Linked DNA regions of Homo sapiens: region 1 is linked to region 2. The links are chromatin loops, found by intact Hi-C in ENCODE. Cell type or tissue: CD4-positive, alpha-beta T cell. All regions are shown on one strand.

Evidence for each region. Hi-C counts contacts between places; a loop is a spot of excess contacts. Peaks named below come from ENCODE experiments on the same cell type or tissue, not always from the same donor. Only the 100,000 strongest peaks of a DNase experiment are listed, where the experiment ranks them.
Region 1: a loop joins it to region 2, with 4 times the contacts of the local background. A loop is called at or near these places in 24 of 110 quality-filtered maps.

Annotation. Positions count from the first base shown.
Region 1 is chr17:42,573,355-42,581,354 of GRCh38, forward strand. It overlaps PSMC3IP (PSMC3 interacting protein), which reads right to left and starts at 4,375. Exons shown (of 8, transcript NM_016556.4): 1 at 4,299-4,375; 2 at 4,107-4,207; 3 at 3,859-3,948; 4 at 745-856; 5 at 124-269; 6 at 1-10. The coding sequence starts at 4,332. RETREG3 (reticulophagy regulator family member 3) reads right to left here. Exons shown (of 9, transcript NM_178126.4): 9 at 6,161-8,000. RefSeq lists a silencer at 4,287-4,336 and an enhancer at 4,637-4,726. In CD4-positive, alpha-beta T cell, CTCF peaks have their summits at 4,489, 5,221 and 5,421; DNase peaks (open chromatin) are centred at 4,427 and 5,237; H3K4me3 peaks cover 1,883 bases; H3K27ac peaks cover 1,247 bases.
Region 2 is chr17:42,829,073-42,837,072 of GRCh38, forward strand. It overlaps PSME3 (proteasome activator subunit 3), which reads left to right and starts at 4,325. Exons shown (of 11, transcript NM_005789.4): 1 at 4,325-4,601; 2 at 5,272-5,304; 3 at 5,443-5,505; 4 at 5,700-5,804. The coding sequence starts at 4,560. RefSeq lists an enhancer at 3,973-4,142. In CD4-positive, alpha-beta T cell, no CTCF peak of the experiment used is centred here; DNase peaks (open chromatin) are centred at 4,059 and 4,319; H3K4me3 peaks cover 1,895 bases; H3K27ac peaks cover 1,774 bases.

The DNA of each region.
Region 1 (8,000 bases), 260 kb before region 2:
CTCTGTACACCTAGAAGGAAAAAGCAAGTTCCTCTAACTCCTCAGAACCACAGCAGCCCTCTGGGGCTCAGCCCTGATGTTCACTCTGGACCTGCACAGCGGTCCTACAGCCTTCCAGCTCACCTGCTCTTTCTCTTCTGGAGTCACATGATTGGTAGCTGCTTTAATGTTCTTCAATCTCTCTCTGTAGCCAGCGCATTCCTTCTTTAACTCCTGGATTTCTTTCTGCATCTCTGGTGTGGTCAGGGCACTAGATAATTCCTTGAGCTCTGAAACCACATCCGCCTGGGGTCACTTGCTACCCCTGAGGAAGGAGTTCTGTCTTTCCCAGTGGGTGCTCCCTGAGGTGTTCCACCTTGCTCTGGATCTATCATCTCACATGGAAACTAAGCCATACAGGATTATTTATTCTTCTAATTTTCTTTCCTCCTCCATCTACAAGTGGCGTGGGTGTGAGGTTGAACACTTACTTAGGCGTAGCCAGTTAAAGAAGCAGGAATAAAGGGAAACGTGGGGACAGTGTACTGATAATCGTGGCAGGGAGAACAAATGCGTATCTTGTCCATTTGTTGGTACACAAAAGCCGTTAGTTATCCTACATTTCTTTTTATGCCTAAGGGAGCCCAGCAAAGGGGTCTTAGCTGCAACAAGATGCTGCAGTCATTGAACCATTCATTTAGTAATTCCTGACCTCTAGAATGAACCTAAGCCTATGGGCACTTTGGAGGGGCTACCCAGTCCTACCAGCCTCCATGTAGCGGCAGCTCTGCTGCAAGCTCTGCACCTTAGCAGTGAGGGCCACGATTTTGCCATCTAGGACTTGAAGGTCAGCATCACTCACCATGTCAAACTGGTCCTGCCAGACAAAGAGGGAAAATACAAGTGAACTGTTGTGAGGCACAAAGATGGGAACACACACCTGGGAAGGCACCATTTGGATATGCTCAGGAACCAGCCACACCCCAAAGTCTCCAGAGGGTCTGCAGAAATAGTGGGAGAGTACTTTTGAGAAATTGTTTTCAGTTAAGGAGCGGCCCCACTAAAAAGGTAGGAAAGAAAAGCTGAAATCTAATGCTTGTCCTTAAGCTACTAGGTTGACAGGATACTGATTAGGACAGAAATCTTCCCATTTAGTGATAAAACCACTACCTGGGCTGAAGCAGTTAAGTAACATTGTTCCCACGGTGGGGAAACCTAGATCATGGGTTTCCATAATAGATAGAAACTGGACAGGTGAAGAAGCATGATGGATGGGATGGATGGACTTCTTTTCTTCTTCCTTCCTGTCCTTTCTTCCCATCCTTCTTTCCACCTTCCTCTCTCCCTCCTTCCTTCCTTCCTTTTTCCTCCCTCCCTCCCTCCTTCCCCCTCCCTTTCCCTCTCTCTTTCTCTCTCTTTCTCCCTCCCTTCCCTCTTTTCCTCTCTTTCTTTCTCTGTCACCCAGGCCAGAGTGCAGTGGTGCAATCTTGGCTGACTGCAACCTCCGCCTCCTGGCTTCAAGCGATTCTCATGCCTCAGCCTCCTAAGTAGCTGGGATTACAGGCGCGCACCACCAAGCGCAGCTAATTTTTGTATTTTTAGTAGAGAAGGGGTTTCACCACGTTGCCCAGGCTGGTCTCAAACTCCTGGGCTCAAGTGATCCATCCGCCTCAGCCTCCCAAAGTGCTGGGATTACATGCATGAGCCACTATGCTGGGTCTTGGGATCCATGTAGATAAGGGATTCCAGTAAGTCTGAGGAGCTTCTCTCATGAGGGGCCATTGCTAGAAAAGAACTGCACTGGGGATCAGTGTGGGGGTGGGGGAGGTCACATCAGTTGGTGATGGGGAGCAGGTTGAAAAAGTATGCCAGCCAGTGCAGTCTGGACTCTACACTTGGGCAAGGTGAACCTATAGGGCAGAGGCCAGCAAACTATGGCCAGCAAGCCAAATCCTGCCAGATGCATGTTTTTGAAAACAAAATTTTATTGAAACAGCCCCACCCGTTCATTTACATAGTCTACAGCTGCTTCTGTTCTACAGTGGCAGAGGTGAGTAGTTGTGGCAGTTGTACAGCCAGCCATGACAAGAGATACATATGGCCCACAAATCCTAAAAATACTGTCTGGCCATTTGCAGAAAAAGTTTGCCAAACCCTCCTTTAGAGAATTATCTTTAGATGAGTAACACAATGCAGCCTGTTTTAGGAAAGTCAGCCTTAAAAGTGGTTTGGTTCAGTTTAACGAGTAATATCTGCTGGATGTTAGATACTGCGGAGGTGCTGATCAGATAAAAATGAATTGAGAAATGGGGTCTGCCCTAGAGGAACTTCAGTTGAATAAAGGAGACAAGTAAAAATTGTAATACAGCATGCCTCAAAAGAGGTAAGGGCCAGGCTGGGCACAGTGGCTCATGCCTGTAATCCCAGCACTTTGGGAGGCCGAGGCGGGTGGATCACGAGGTCAGGAGATCAAGACCATCCTGGCTAACACGATGAAACCCCATCTCTACTAAAAATACCAAAAAAAAAAAAAAAAAAAAATTAGGCTTCGTGGCGGGTGCCTGTAGTCCCAGCTACTCTGGGAGGCTGAGGCGGGGGAATGGCGTGAACCCAGGAGGTGGAGCTTATAGTGAGCCGAGATTGTGCCACTGCACTCCAGCCTGGGTGACAGAGCGAGACTCCGTCTCAACAACAACAACAACAACAATAACAAAAAGAGATAAGGGCCTGAAAAAGAAACAATTAGCTCGGAGCATTCAAGGAAGATTTCTGGAAAAGGTGATGTCTAAGTGAAATCCTCAAGGAAAGAAAGAGCTGGCCAGGAAGAGAAGCAGGTACAGGGAAGACAACATGCAAAGGACAGAGCAGTAAAACACACCAGAATTATCTAGTGTTCGTGGATAGAAAAATAATGAGGATTGGTGAGGCCAGAGGCTGGCTGGGGCGTCTTCCGGTGCCTTTTACATGTTTTTTGCAGCACTAGAGAGCCATTGAAGAGTTTTAAATAGGGAAGGTGCATGACCAGATCTATTTAGACAGATCATTCTGACTGCAATGTTTAAGAGTTTAAGATATGTTTGAAGAGCCAAGATCTGTTAGGAGGATACTGCAACAAATAAAGAGGGCGTGAACTAGAGCAACCATGGCAGATGGAAAGGAGAGTGGATTCAAGAATGGAAAAATTAGCCAGGCTCTGTGGTTCACGCCTGTCCTCCCAGCACTTTGGGAGGCCAAGACAGGAGGATCACTTGAGCCCAGGAGTTGGGACCAACCTGGGCAGCACAGTAAGACCCATCTCTATAAAAATTAAAAAAATAAATAAAAACGGAAAAATCAGCTGGACTTGATGGTTGACTAGTAAAGGAAGTCAAGAATTGCTCCCAATTTCTGGTTTGGGTGAAGAGTAATTCCATTAGGGGAGGAGAATGTTAGAAAGAAACCAGTCCGGGGTGGGGGGAAGATGAGGCATTCTACTGTGGCAATTTTGACTCTGATATTAATGCCTGACAGATTCCAGCTGGAGGTCTGGGCTGGAGAATATAAATTTGATATGTGTGTTTAGAGAATCGGATGGAGGCAGGAGGAACATCATTTGGCAGAGGGTGTTGCTAATGTAGATGATAAGGAATAAGAGCTTTGGAGCGGAAATGGATCTTGGTAGCAACAATACAGAATCTTCTGTCATCCATCATATTGTAAATCTGGAAACCTCGTGAAGTTGGGATCCTAACAAGAGGAGTACACACCTTGATTTAAGGATGGTGGCCTAAGACAGGTGAGTTTTCCATGGGGGGCCTTGTCCCCAAAGAGTTCACACCAGGAGTAGATTCACCCGTTGTCGGGCTCTCATGGGTGACAATCGGCGCAAGTTCTCCTCACCTGATCCGCAAAATAGATCTTCTGCTTGCCGTACATCTTCTCTTTGATCTTGCCTTGTTGCGCCAGCTGCTCCAGCGTCTTCACCACCACCTGGCAGAGGAGAGAGAAGGAGCAATCAGAGGAGTCTGAGCCTGGGTCTGGGGAAATCCAGCCAGTGATGTGGAAAACGCCCAAGGCTCCAAAGGGCACGACCCCAGCCTGAATCCAGGGAGTCCGACGGAGAGGGAATCCCGGGAGAAGGTCCTCACCGCCTTGCCCAGTCCGTGTTCCCGCTGTAGGTTCCCGAACACATCCTGGGAGCTGTAGGGCCGGTTCTGCTCCTGCAGGTACCTCAGGAGGATCCCGGCGGCTACGGAGAGAAAGGCAGGGGAGGGGGCCACTCAACCGACCTCCTCACCCACTGCCCTCCCGGGTCTTCCCCGCGCCCACGGCGCCGTTACCTCCCGCCGCAGCTTCTGCCCGGCCTTTACTCATCGCCTTTCCCGCCACCCAACTCAGAAAGCCGGACGTTGTAGTTGCTCGGGGCGACGGCTCCTTCCGGCGACGGGGGCGGGCCTCGAACGGTGATTGGCTGAAGGGGAAGCCTTCCGGAGGAGCAAAGCGACCCCTCCCGGACTCCATAGTTCATTTCAGGTCGGAACTTGCGCATTCGGGCCGGACCTCAAGCCATGGGCCTCTGCGAAGGCGCCGGCGTGCCCACGGCTAAGAAACTTCCTCTTTCTGCTCCCGGGAACGAAGGCTGTAGCAGAGAAGGCCTTCAAGTTTCGAGACCCAGTTCCAGCCGCAGCTGAGCACTGGTGACCTTGAATTAAGTCTAATGTTGGGATTGGAAGACGCTTCAGACATCCGCTGCCGCCCTGGGCAAGCGACCAGCTCAAGGTTACCCCACAGGGACGTGCTCTGGTCCCACGGTCCAGTGCTCTTTTGTCGGTTAGTTTTGTCATTTGTAAAATAGGAACAGTAGATAGTGGTAGGAAAGTGGTTGTGAAAACTTAATAGAAAGCTAAGCGCCTTGGTCGGGCGCAGTGGCATGTCACCCCTGCAATTCTATCACTTTGGGAGGCTGAGGCGGGCGGATCGTTTGAGCCCAGGAATTCGAAACCAGTCTGGGCAATATGAAACCCCATCTCTGCAAATAAAGTACAAAAAATTAAGAGTGGTGGCGCGCTTCTGTGGTCCCAGCTACTCTGGAGGCTGAGGTGGGAGGGTCACCAGAGCCCCGGACATCGAGGCTGCAGTGAGCCACTATGAGCGCGCCACTGCACCCCATCCTGGCGACAGAGCGAGACGCAGTCTCGAACAAAAAAAAAAAAAGTGGGAAGGGGGGACAGCTAAGCGCCTTGGAGAGCAACCACCCTTATTTGCCTAATACCGAGCTTCGCACCCAGGGGGCACTCGACACCTACTGTAGTTTGGACGCCAAGGAACGATAGGGTTAGGAGGGGGCTACTGTTCAACCACAAAGCTTGTGGAAAAGTTTGTTAGCCCAGACAATCTCAGGGCAACACCTGGCAGGTGCTTTCCACCCCTGACCACAGTGGCCAATGGGACAGAGCCTGAAATAAATATTTCTAGTTTCTGAGGTGAGCTGAAGGCCAAAGAGCAGCTGTCCCTGCAGCTCAGACCATCCAGTGAAGGAGTAAGGTGCTACTTTTTAAAGCCTTCTGCTACCTACAACCTCCTTAGCCTTTAAAACGTGTGCTTGTCTCTGCACGTTTAGGAGACAATATTAAGAATTAGAAATGAAAGGGCCGAGCGCGGTGGCTCACGCCTGCAATCCCAGCACTTTGGGAGGCCAGGGCGGGCGGATCACGAGGTCAGGAGATCGAGACCATCCTGGCTAACACTGTGAAACCCCATCTCTACTAAAAATACAAAAAATTAGCCAGGCGTGCTGGTGGGCGCCTGTAGTCCAAGCTACTCAGGAGGCTGAGGCAGGAGAATGGCGTGAACCCGGGAGGCGGAGCTTGCAGTGAGAGATCGCACCACTGCACTCCAGCCTGGGCGACAGACCAAGACTCCGTCTCAGGAAAAAAAAAGAAATTAGAAATGAAGGAAATACAGGCTAAATACTAGCCAAGAGTGCCAGTTATACTGATGGTGGGGCTCTCACAAGAAGGAAAGTAGCCTCATACTATGGTGATGTTCTGGCCATCACGAAGTAAAAATAGGGGTGGGCTGGTGGGTCCCTCATACCTGGGCTTCCTCTTTTAAGGCTATCACTTCAAATTAATCAGAACTCAGATTTACAAGAGAAGACCTATCAAGGGTAGGACACCATTCAGCATCAGTCTCTTAAAGATTGTTCTCATACAAGATTTATTCCCCAGCACACCCCTCCCCTCCTCAGTTCACAGTGGAGACTATGGAGATTCAGGGCAGGATCCCTCAGGTACAAGAAACACCTTCCGAAGATTTTGCTCTCCTTCCTTCCCTCCCTCTTGCCAACTCCCAAGGCCTGAAGCGCACACTCATGCAAACACACGAAATCCCCCTCCTTCCCCACACCTCCTGTCTTTCCACATCAGAGCTCTGAACTTGAGAGGTGTCAAAAGTCTGTTTGAGAAGCCTAAAGTGGGGAGATGCCATTACCCCTGACCACCCCACTATGAGTGACTATGAGACACCTAACTCTTCCCTCTTCTGTCAACCATTTTCACTCCCTGGCCTCTGTACCTTCTCCATCAACCAAGAGCAAACATGTCAGCACACCCCCACCTGCAGTACATGAAAACAGGCTCTGTCCAACATCCCTCACCCAAGTACAGGGGTGTTGGGGGAGTGGCCCCTGAGGATCAGCAAAGGGTTAATGCAGAAGGAAAGAGGACAGAAGCGTTTGGCTTGAGCTCTGCTTGGGGAGGCAGAGGCTATAGACTGGCACAGGTTTAGAATCAAGTACCATGTTTAGGTTTCTGTCTCACATCACATGATTTCACTAGGGGCTGCAGAACAGATACCCCTCAGAGGGGTCTCTGCTGATTACAGCCACATTCTTACTATTGGCTCATCCTTAAAGGAGGCCCCACCAAGTTGGGAAGCAGTTGAAAATAAAAGCTGTAAAGGAGCTGAACAGGAAGTAAGAATAGGTGGTGCAAGAGATTATGGCCCCTGGGATGAATGACATGGAGCCATTTGTAAAGTGCTACTGTATCATCCCCCATGAATTATTGCTTCTCCAAAGGAGGAGCAGAGGAAGGAACAGGAACATAGAAATGAGTATGGTATTGCTTTGCTCACTGCTGAGGCTGATGGCCAGATGGACCCAGGGGTTATCAGAAACCGAAGATTAACTACACAGCTCCAGAAGACTCAGACCTCAAAATACAGAGGTGCTCACTAATCCTCCCAGCCAGCTGATCCCCCTGGGCCAAGGTAATGTAGAAGAGGCCCATCCCCACATCATATTCACATTTTTTAAATTTCACAAGCAATACTTTGGACCACTGGGGTTCAGGCCCCAAGAAATGATGGGCTAGATGAGAGGGAGCAGGCCTGTTCTGCAAAACCAAAGGACAAGTTTGCTTTAAAAAAAAAAAAAAATCACGCTGGGCACAGTGGCTCACACCTGTAATCCCAACACTTTGGGTGGCTGAGGCGGGCTGATCATTTGCAGTCAGGAGTTCTAGACCAGCCTGGCCAGCACGGTGAAACCCCATCTCTACTAAAAACACAAAAAAATTAGCCGGGCATGGTGGTGCATGCCTGTAATCTCAGCTACTGAGGAGGCTGAGGTAGGAGAATCGCTTGACCCGGCAGGCGGAGGCTGCAGTGAGCCGAGATTGTGCCACTGCACTCCAGCCTGGGCAACAGAGAGAGACTCTGTCTCAAAAAAAAAAAAAAGAAAAGAAAAGAAAAGAAAAAAATCAAATCCTGGTTTAACAAAAGATGACGACTAATCCCAGCACTCTGGGAGGCCAAGGCAGTCAGCTCACTTGAGGTCAGGAGTTTGAGACCAGCCTGGCCAACATGGTGAAACCCCATTTCTACTAAAAATACCAAAAGAAAAATTAGCCGGGCATAGTAGCGGGCACCTGTAATCCCACTACTAAGGAGGCTGAGGCAGGAGAACCTCTTCAACCTGGAAGGCAGACGTTGCAGAAAGCCAAGATCACACCACTGCACTCCAGCCTGGGCAACAGAGC
Region 2 (8,000 bases):
AGACCAACTTGGACAACATAGCAAGACCCTGTCTCAGTCAGTCAATCAATCAATGATAAATTTTGGTGCTGAGTGAAGAACAGAATGTGACAGTTGGTGGGGGGTGGCAAGAGTGGAAATGGAGAGACCAGATAGGAGCCTATTGTAATAGTCCTAGCAAAGGATGACAGTGGCTTTGGCCAGGGTAACAAGAGATGGAGGAAAGCACACTCATACAGGATGCATTATACAGGGAAAGCTGACAGGACCTGCTGATGGGTTGAATGTGGAGAGACGAGGAAAAGAGAGGAATCAAGGTTGACTGTTAGGTTTTTGGTTTGAACAACTAGGTGGACAGTTATGTCAATTACTGAGATGGAGAAGAATAGGAAAATAACAGGTGTGTGGGAGAATCAAGAATTCTGGTTTGGCCATGTTAAGTTTGATATGCTCATTAGGTTTCCAAGTAGAAACATCAAATAGATGGTTAGAACTCAGTGAAGATGTCAGATGGGAGATACGAATCTGGGGCCCTCAAATCAGCATACAGATTTTTTTTTTTTTTTTTTTTTTTGAGATGGAGTTTCGCTCTTGTTGCCCAGGCTGGAGTGCAATGGCGCGATCTCGGCTCACCGCAACCTCCACCTCCCCAGTTCAAGTGATTCTCCTGCCTCAGCCTCCCGAGTAGCTGGGATTACAGGCATGTACCACCACGCCCAGCTAATTTTGTATTTTTAGTAGAGACGGGGTTTCTCCATGTTCAGGCTAGTCTCGAACTCCCAACCTCAGGTGATCTGCCTGCCTTGGCCTCTCAAAGTGCTGGGATTACAGGCATTAGCCCCCGTGCGTGTCTGGCCGAATACAGATGATACTTAAAGCTATGAACATGCATAGATCCTCTTTTTTTTTTTTTTTTTTTTGAGACGGAGTCTCGCTCTGTCGCCCAGGCTGGAGTGCAGTGGCGCGATCTCAGCTCACTGCAAGCTCTGCCTCCCAGGTTCACGCCATTCTCCTGCCTCAGCCTCCTGAGTAGCTGGGACTACAGGCGCCCGCCACCACGCCCGGCTAATTTTTTGTATTTTTGGTAGAGACGGGGTTTCACCGTGTTAGCCAGGATGGTCTCTATCTCCTGACCTCGTGATCCACCCGCCTCGGCCTCCCAAAGTGCTGGGATTACAGGCGTGAGCCACCGCGCCTGGCCGAACATGCATAGATCCTCTTAGGGAGAAAGTGTAAGCAGAGAATAAAGGACCTAAGTCTCCTGAAGCATGCCACCATTAAGAAGTGGAGCAGAGGAGGAAGAGCCAGCAAAGGAAATGGGGAATCACTGTTGAGGCTGGAGAAAGATCAGAACAGGTTGCTGTGTGTATTTTAAGAAGGGGAGTGGCTAATATATTGAGTACTACTGAGAGATTCAAATAAGATGAGAGGTGACCACTGGTGTCAACATGGTAGTCATTGGTAACCTAACAAAAATTATATCAGTGAGAAAGTGGGGTTGAGAAGTCTGATTAGAGTGGATTGGAGTAAATGGGGCATGAGGAAGTAGAGTAAGAGACAATAAATAATTCAAGAAGTCTTGCCAGGAAGGAGAGCACAGAAAGGGAGTAACAGCTACAGAGGAATCTGGATTCGGGGGGGAGTTTTCTCAAGATAGGGGATATTGGTTATGTCTGGAAATGACCCAGCAGAGGATGTGATGTAGGAAAAAGAGGGGCTAATCATGGGCACAGACATGGGATTGAGAAAGTCAAAGGGGATGGAATCCAAAGCACAAAAGGAAGAGATAGGAACAGGTTTGTTTCCTTCAATGAAAGAGGAAAGGCAGAAAGTATTTTGCAGATTGGCAGATTTGGTGGTGAGATGATGAGGTAGTTCTCATCTGCTTCTGTTTTCTCAATAAAGAATGAGCCCAGGCCATAAGTTGGAGGTGGGAGAGAAGGAATACTGGAGGTTCAGGGAGATGAGAAAGTATGATAGTCATTGGGAGGGTGGGAGAGCAAACTTGTCAGGAGCATGTAGTAGGAGCTCAGGCAGTGTTGTGCACTCATTTGAGATTTTGGGACATGAATTTAAAATTAGACCAGTCATCAGTGATCACATGTGACTTGTAAGCACCCAGAAATGAATAGTTATTGTTAAGTGTAGTGGTACTCTCCAGTTGTTCACTGAATAAACAAATGAATGGAGTATTATATTAAACACTTGGATGGGGAGGAGGAAGGGAAATAAAGAGAATGTGTATCTGTCTTATAACCTACTTGAAGGAGACAAAACATAATTATTTGAGAACAAAGCATATTTTAACAGGCACAAACATATTAGCTTTTCCAGTTGATGTTATAAATTCTGACTGGAATAAGAATAGTGGCATACTTAAAATAGAATGGAGTAAATGTGGGAAATAATTCCTGAAGTTTCAAATCGGATCTCAAAAGTTCCCAGGGAAATGTGTTAACAGAAAACATGTAAAAGGGGGAAAACTGATAGAGCATGATGTTATATGTGGCCTTCTATAAGCTGAAAAGGACTTTGAGCTTGAAAGCAGGAATGGAAATAATTACTGTAATTTAAGGAGTAACCTCTTCATGCTAAGCATTAACAGATCACTTACTTACCTGACAGTGGCTACTATTTATTTTGTGTCTAAGCACTGTGCTAATTGTTTTACATATATTATTTCTAATATTCACAACACTACAAAATTACATACTATTATTTATTACTAATTATTAAAATTCCATCTTACAGATGAGGGAATCGAGACTCAGCATTTCAATAATTTGCCCAAGATTCCAGTTAGTAAGGAGCTGAGGTGGGATTTGAAGCCCAGGTCTCTGATCCCAAAGGCCATAGTCAGTCTTCTGTGCTTTACTCCATTTAATTGTGTATTCCCCTCATTTTCCTAGCACTTAGTAGAGAGGCCAGCCTAGGATAAATGTTCAACAGCAAGAGCGACCCCAAAATACAAATCTGATGACCTCCTTTTGCACTTAATCTAGATTGTTTACTAACAACCCTCCTCACCCTCAGCTCACTAGTCTTTGTCTTCAAGACAATCTCTTTCCTTCCCTAGAGCATTTGCCTGAGCTGCCCTTATACCTCTCAAGGCTCTTCTCACTCTTTCCATGCTAACCTCTTTATATCCTTTAGATCACAGCTTGCCTGTTCAGAGGCCTTCCTTGGCCATTCGATCTAAAATAGATCTCTCGTATTTTCTATGTCATCCACTTTTTCCCTAACATTTATCAAATTTTGCAGTTACCTTGTCAGTTTACTTTCTGGTGTTTTTCCAATATTATGCCCCATGGGACCAGCGACCTTGAATCTTGTTTGCCTTTGATTTCCCAGAGCTGTGCTCTTCAATACAGAAGCCAGCAGCCACATGTGGCTACTGAGCACTGTACTACAAATGTGGTGTTGCCTTATTGAGATGTGCAGTTAAGTGTAAAATACGCACTGGATTTTGAAGACTTGGTATGAGAAAAGAATGCATAAGATCTCGATTTTTAAATGTTGATTACATGTTGAAATACTTGTATAAACTGGGTTAAATGTATGACTAAAATTTTCACTTGTTTTACTTTTTAATTGTGGCTACTAGAAGATTTCAACCTACATATGTGACTCACATATTTCTAGAATCTGACACAGTGCCCTGCCCCATTTTATTGAATGATATATCCAATGTCGAGAGAGAGAGATCGAATGAATGGGTGCATGAAGAGGTATAGTCTCATGCTTCCACTAGGCAAATAGATACAGCACTGCCGTAGAAGTTAGGAGATCTGGGTTCTGGCTCAGGATGTACTGGAAACGCCTTGGACAAGCCCTACCCTACTCTGGGGATCAATTTGCCAATTAGGTAGTTGATCTTTGAGGTCTGGAAGCTTACGAGAATCAGTTGGCAGGGAAATGTACCAGGAAAGCTTGGTACAACGGCGCTTGTCTTTTTCGCTCTAGCCTAAACACTTGAGCCTCGGCAAACGGGCAGAGGCAGCGGGAATCAGGGACTACACCCCCGAACCCAGTACCCGGGTCCCCGACTTCCCCGAGCCTACGTCACTGGGGCGCGACGGCGTTGTCCCCGGGAGTGCAGCGGCTGAGAAGGTCCCTTCGGTGAAGGCGAGTTCCGGGACAACAGAGAGGGCCGCACCGTTTCCGAGTCTCTCGGAGGCTCAGTTCTCAGCGCACCATTCCCCACAGCTCTCCTTTTTACTTTACCCCTACCCGACACTTGACCCCGGCAGTGTGAACCCCGCTGGGAGCGTCCAAAGCCATGCCTCATCGCGGCTGCGCAGCGCACGTGCACAGCCTCGCAGGAGTCTCGGCGATTGGCTGTGACGCAGTTTCCGGCGTGAGCGGCGAAAGCCGGGAGGGCGAGCGAGAGAGCAAGCAGGCAGCAGGCTGCCGGCGGGCGGGCGGACGGCACAGAGGGAGGGAGCGAGCGAGCAGTGAGTAAGCCAGCAAGGGCGGTCGGGTCCCGAGGTCAGCCGAGATTTCTCAGGTCCCTCCGGCCCCCTCCCTGGAGTCCACAGCGCCTCCGGTGTCCAGAGGATCGGACACGGCCCGGCCCGGCCATGGCCTCGTTGCTGAAGGTGGATCAGGAAGTGAAGCTCAAGGTAGCGGCACCGGTCCGGCCTTTTTGCCCCTCGCTTTGATCCCCCAGCAGTCTGACCGGCTTCCTACTCCCCATGGCGTCTTTGTCTCCCTGGGGATACCAGCTCTGAGCTTCCGCTCGGCTCAGCCCAGCCCCCAACTCCCGGGGTCGGCTTCGCGGGAGAGGAAAATATAGGATGGCTTTCTGTACCGCGTCTGATGATGGAGAGTCCCGGGGACACCTCCGCGGACACGTGTTGGACTCAGGGCTTTAGGCCCGTGACAGCTGGTAATCCCCCAGCCCAACAACGTCCCTGGACACTGCCCCTGCCCTTGGCGGCTGGCCTGCCTAGTATCATAGACTAGGTCTGGGTGGGGGTTGGCACGTTTGTGAGCTCACATCTTCCCTAACTACCTGTCTTTTGTCTGCTTATCAAATTCAGACAGCTTCAGACACAGGAGGAAGGGAGGGAAGGGGGAGGACAGAGGAGACAGGCAGGTGCTGTCCTCAAAGCCCTGCGTTCTTCTGAGATGGAAAAATGGATCCTCAAAAAAATAAAGTATTTGCAGTCTGGGGGCCTCTCAGCTTCTTATTACAGTTACAAGGTGAGGGAAAGACAGTTGGATTGGGATTCTCCATCCTGCTCTTACCTCTGTCCCCAGGTACTGAATTGCTCTCTTTGTTAATTTTAGGTTGATTCTTTCAGGGAGCGGATCACAAGTGAGGTGAGTGAAATAAATAGAAAAATGGTTGTTGGTTGAGAATTTCCCAAAGAGGAGATACCTGGAGAGAGAGAGAGAGAGAGAGAGAGAGAGAGACCTTCCCACAGATATTAATTCAGCTGTATTTTCCCTCTTCCTTAGGCAGAAGACTTGGTGGCAAATTTTTTCCCAAAGAAGTTATTAGAACTTGATAGTTTTCTGAAGGTGAGAGACCCTATTCTTTCCTCAAATTCCCCAATTTTTTTGGCCCTGGTATTACTGTCAACTGGGATAAACTGTTGATTCTTCTTCTTTTTATTTTTTTAAACTGTAAAAGCACTTTCATTTCTTGCTCTTCAAATCAAATACTTCTTTGTTCAGCTTGAAAAGATTAATGTTTTGGGGTGGGTGTCTTTCAGGAACCAATCTTAAACATCCATGACCTAACTCAGATCCACTCTGACATGAATCTCCCAGTCCCTGACCCCATTCTTCTCACCAATAGCCATGATGGACTGGATGGTGTAAGTGTCCTATATTTATCTTTGTGTTCTTGAGCAGTAGGTCCTCTGTCCTCTGTTTCCTTGTCAGTTTAAGATGTACAGAGGGAACAGTGGGATTTGGATCTGGGAACTAGGACTCTGTTACAGACATGATGACTCTAGTATAGTTCTTTTATTTCTTATTTATTTATTTATTTTTGAGAAAGGGTGTCACTTTTTTTGCCCAAGCTGGAGTGTAGTGGCGGGAATGCTGCTCACTGCAGCCTTGACCTCCCGAACTCAAGCGATCCTTCCTCCTCAGCCTCGCAGGTAGCTGGGACTACAGGAGTCCACCACCATGCCCACTGATTTTTGTATTTTTTGTAGAGATGGGGTTTCACCATGTTGCCCAGGCCGGTCTCAAACTCCTGAGCTCAAGTAATCCACCCGCCTCAGCGTCCCAAAGTGCTGGGATTACAGGCGTGAGTCACTGCACGGGGACTCCAGTATATTCCTTTTAGACCCTCAGTTTCATTTACGACGTGAAGTGAATGTGCTAATGCTACTGTCAGTGTTAGAGTGAGTTTCAAATAAAAGAGAACTAGCTTAGGCCAGGCACCTTGGCTCACGCCTGTAATCCCAGCACTTTGGGAGGCCGACGTGGACGGATCATGAGGTCAGGAGATCAAGACCATCCTGGCTAACACCGTGAAACCCTGTCTCTACTGAAAATACAAAAAATTAACTGGGTGTGGTTGTGGGCCCCTGTAGTCCCAGCTACTTCGGAGGCTGAGGCAGGAGAATGGCATGAACCCAGGAGGCGGAGCTTGCAGTGAGCTGAGATTGCGCCACTGTACTCCAGCCTGGGCGACAGAGCGAGACTCTGTCTCAAAAAAAAAAAAAGAGAACTAGCTTCATCAGGTTACCTGGTTTTTCCCATGGCTCTGAACAAGACTTTGCTTATATTTGTTTGCATGTCTTGAGTAGTGTTATGGGATATGCAGTTCTCGCTATGTAACTGCAATTGCTATCTTTGCTTTGCATCTCTAACACCTAGTCCTTATCAGTCATGTGTCCACATGCTACTATAACACTGATGATACCGTATTGTTGTCTGTAGTACTGCCTCATTGTTGAACTTGTACATCTGGAAGGCAGGAACTATCTTTTTTTTTTTTTTTTTTTCCTTGAGACAGAGTCTCACTCTGTTGCCTAGGCTGGGTGCAGTGGCGCGATCTCAGCTTACTGTAACCTCCGCCTCCCGGGTTCAAGTGATTCTCCCACCTCAGCCTCCCACGTAGCTGAGATTACAGGTGCACACCACCACGCCCAGCCAATTTTTTTATTTTTAGTGGAGACAGGGTTTCACCATGTTGTCCAGACTGGTCTCGAACTCCTGACCTCAGGTGATCCGCCCGCCTCAGCCTCCCAAAGTGCTGGGATTACAGCCATGAGCCATCGTGCTCGGCCGGCAGGAGCTATCTTAATCTTTGTATTCCCAGCACCTAGTGTTGATCCTGGTCCCTAGCAATTGCTGAATACATGTTTGTTAACTGAATAATGTGTTCCTTTGTGGAACCAGCAGATTTGTACGTATTCCCTTAATTATCTTCCCTGCTTTGATTGGTTCTTTTTTCCTATTCTTTATAATACTTAATGTATTGTGTTTCTGGAAAGATTGGTCTTCCCAACTAGAGCGTAATTTGCTTTGTGGTAAGAACCTTTTCTTTCTTTCTCTGAGGGGGAACCCAGTCTCACTCTGTCACCCAGGTTGGAGTGCAGTGGCTTAATCTCAGCTCACTGCAACCTCAAACTCCTGGGTTCAAGTGATCCTCCTACCTCAGCCTCCCAGGTAGCTGGGACTACAGGTACATGTGCCATCACATTCAGCTAGTTTTTGTATTTTTTGTGGAGACAGGGTTTCCCTATGTTGCCCAGGCTGGTCTCAAGCTCCTGAGCTCAAGCGATCTGTGTGCCTTGGCCTCCCAAAGTGCTGGGATTACAGGTGTGAGCCATGGCGCCCAGCCCAAGAACCTTTTCTTTATTTCCTTTTTTTTTTTTTTGAGGTGGAGTTTCACTCTTGTCACATAGGCTGGAGTGCAGTGGCACAATCTCGGCTCACTGCAACCTCTACCTCCCAGGTTCAAGCAATTCTCCTGCCTCAGCCTTCCGAGTAGATGGGATTACAGGTGCCTGCCACCACACCCGGCTAATTTTTTTTATTTTTATTTTTTGGAG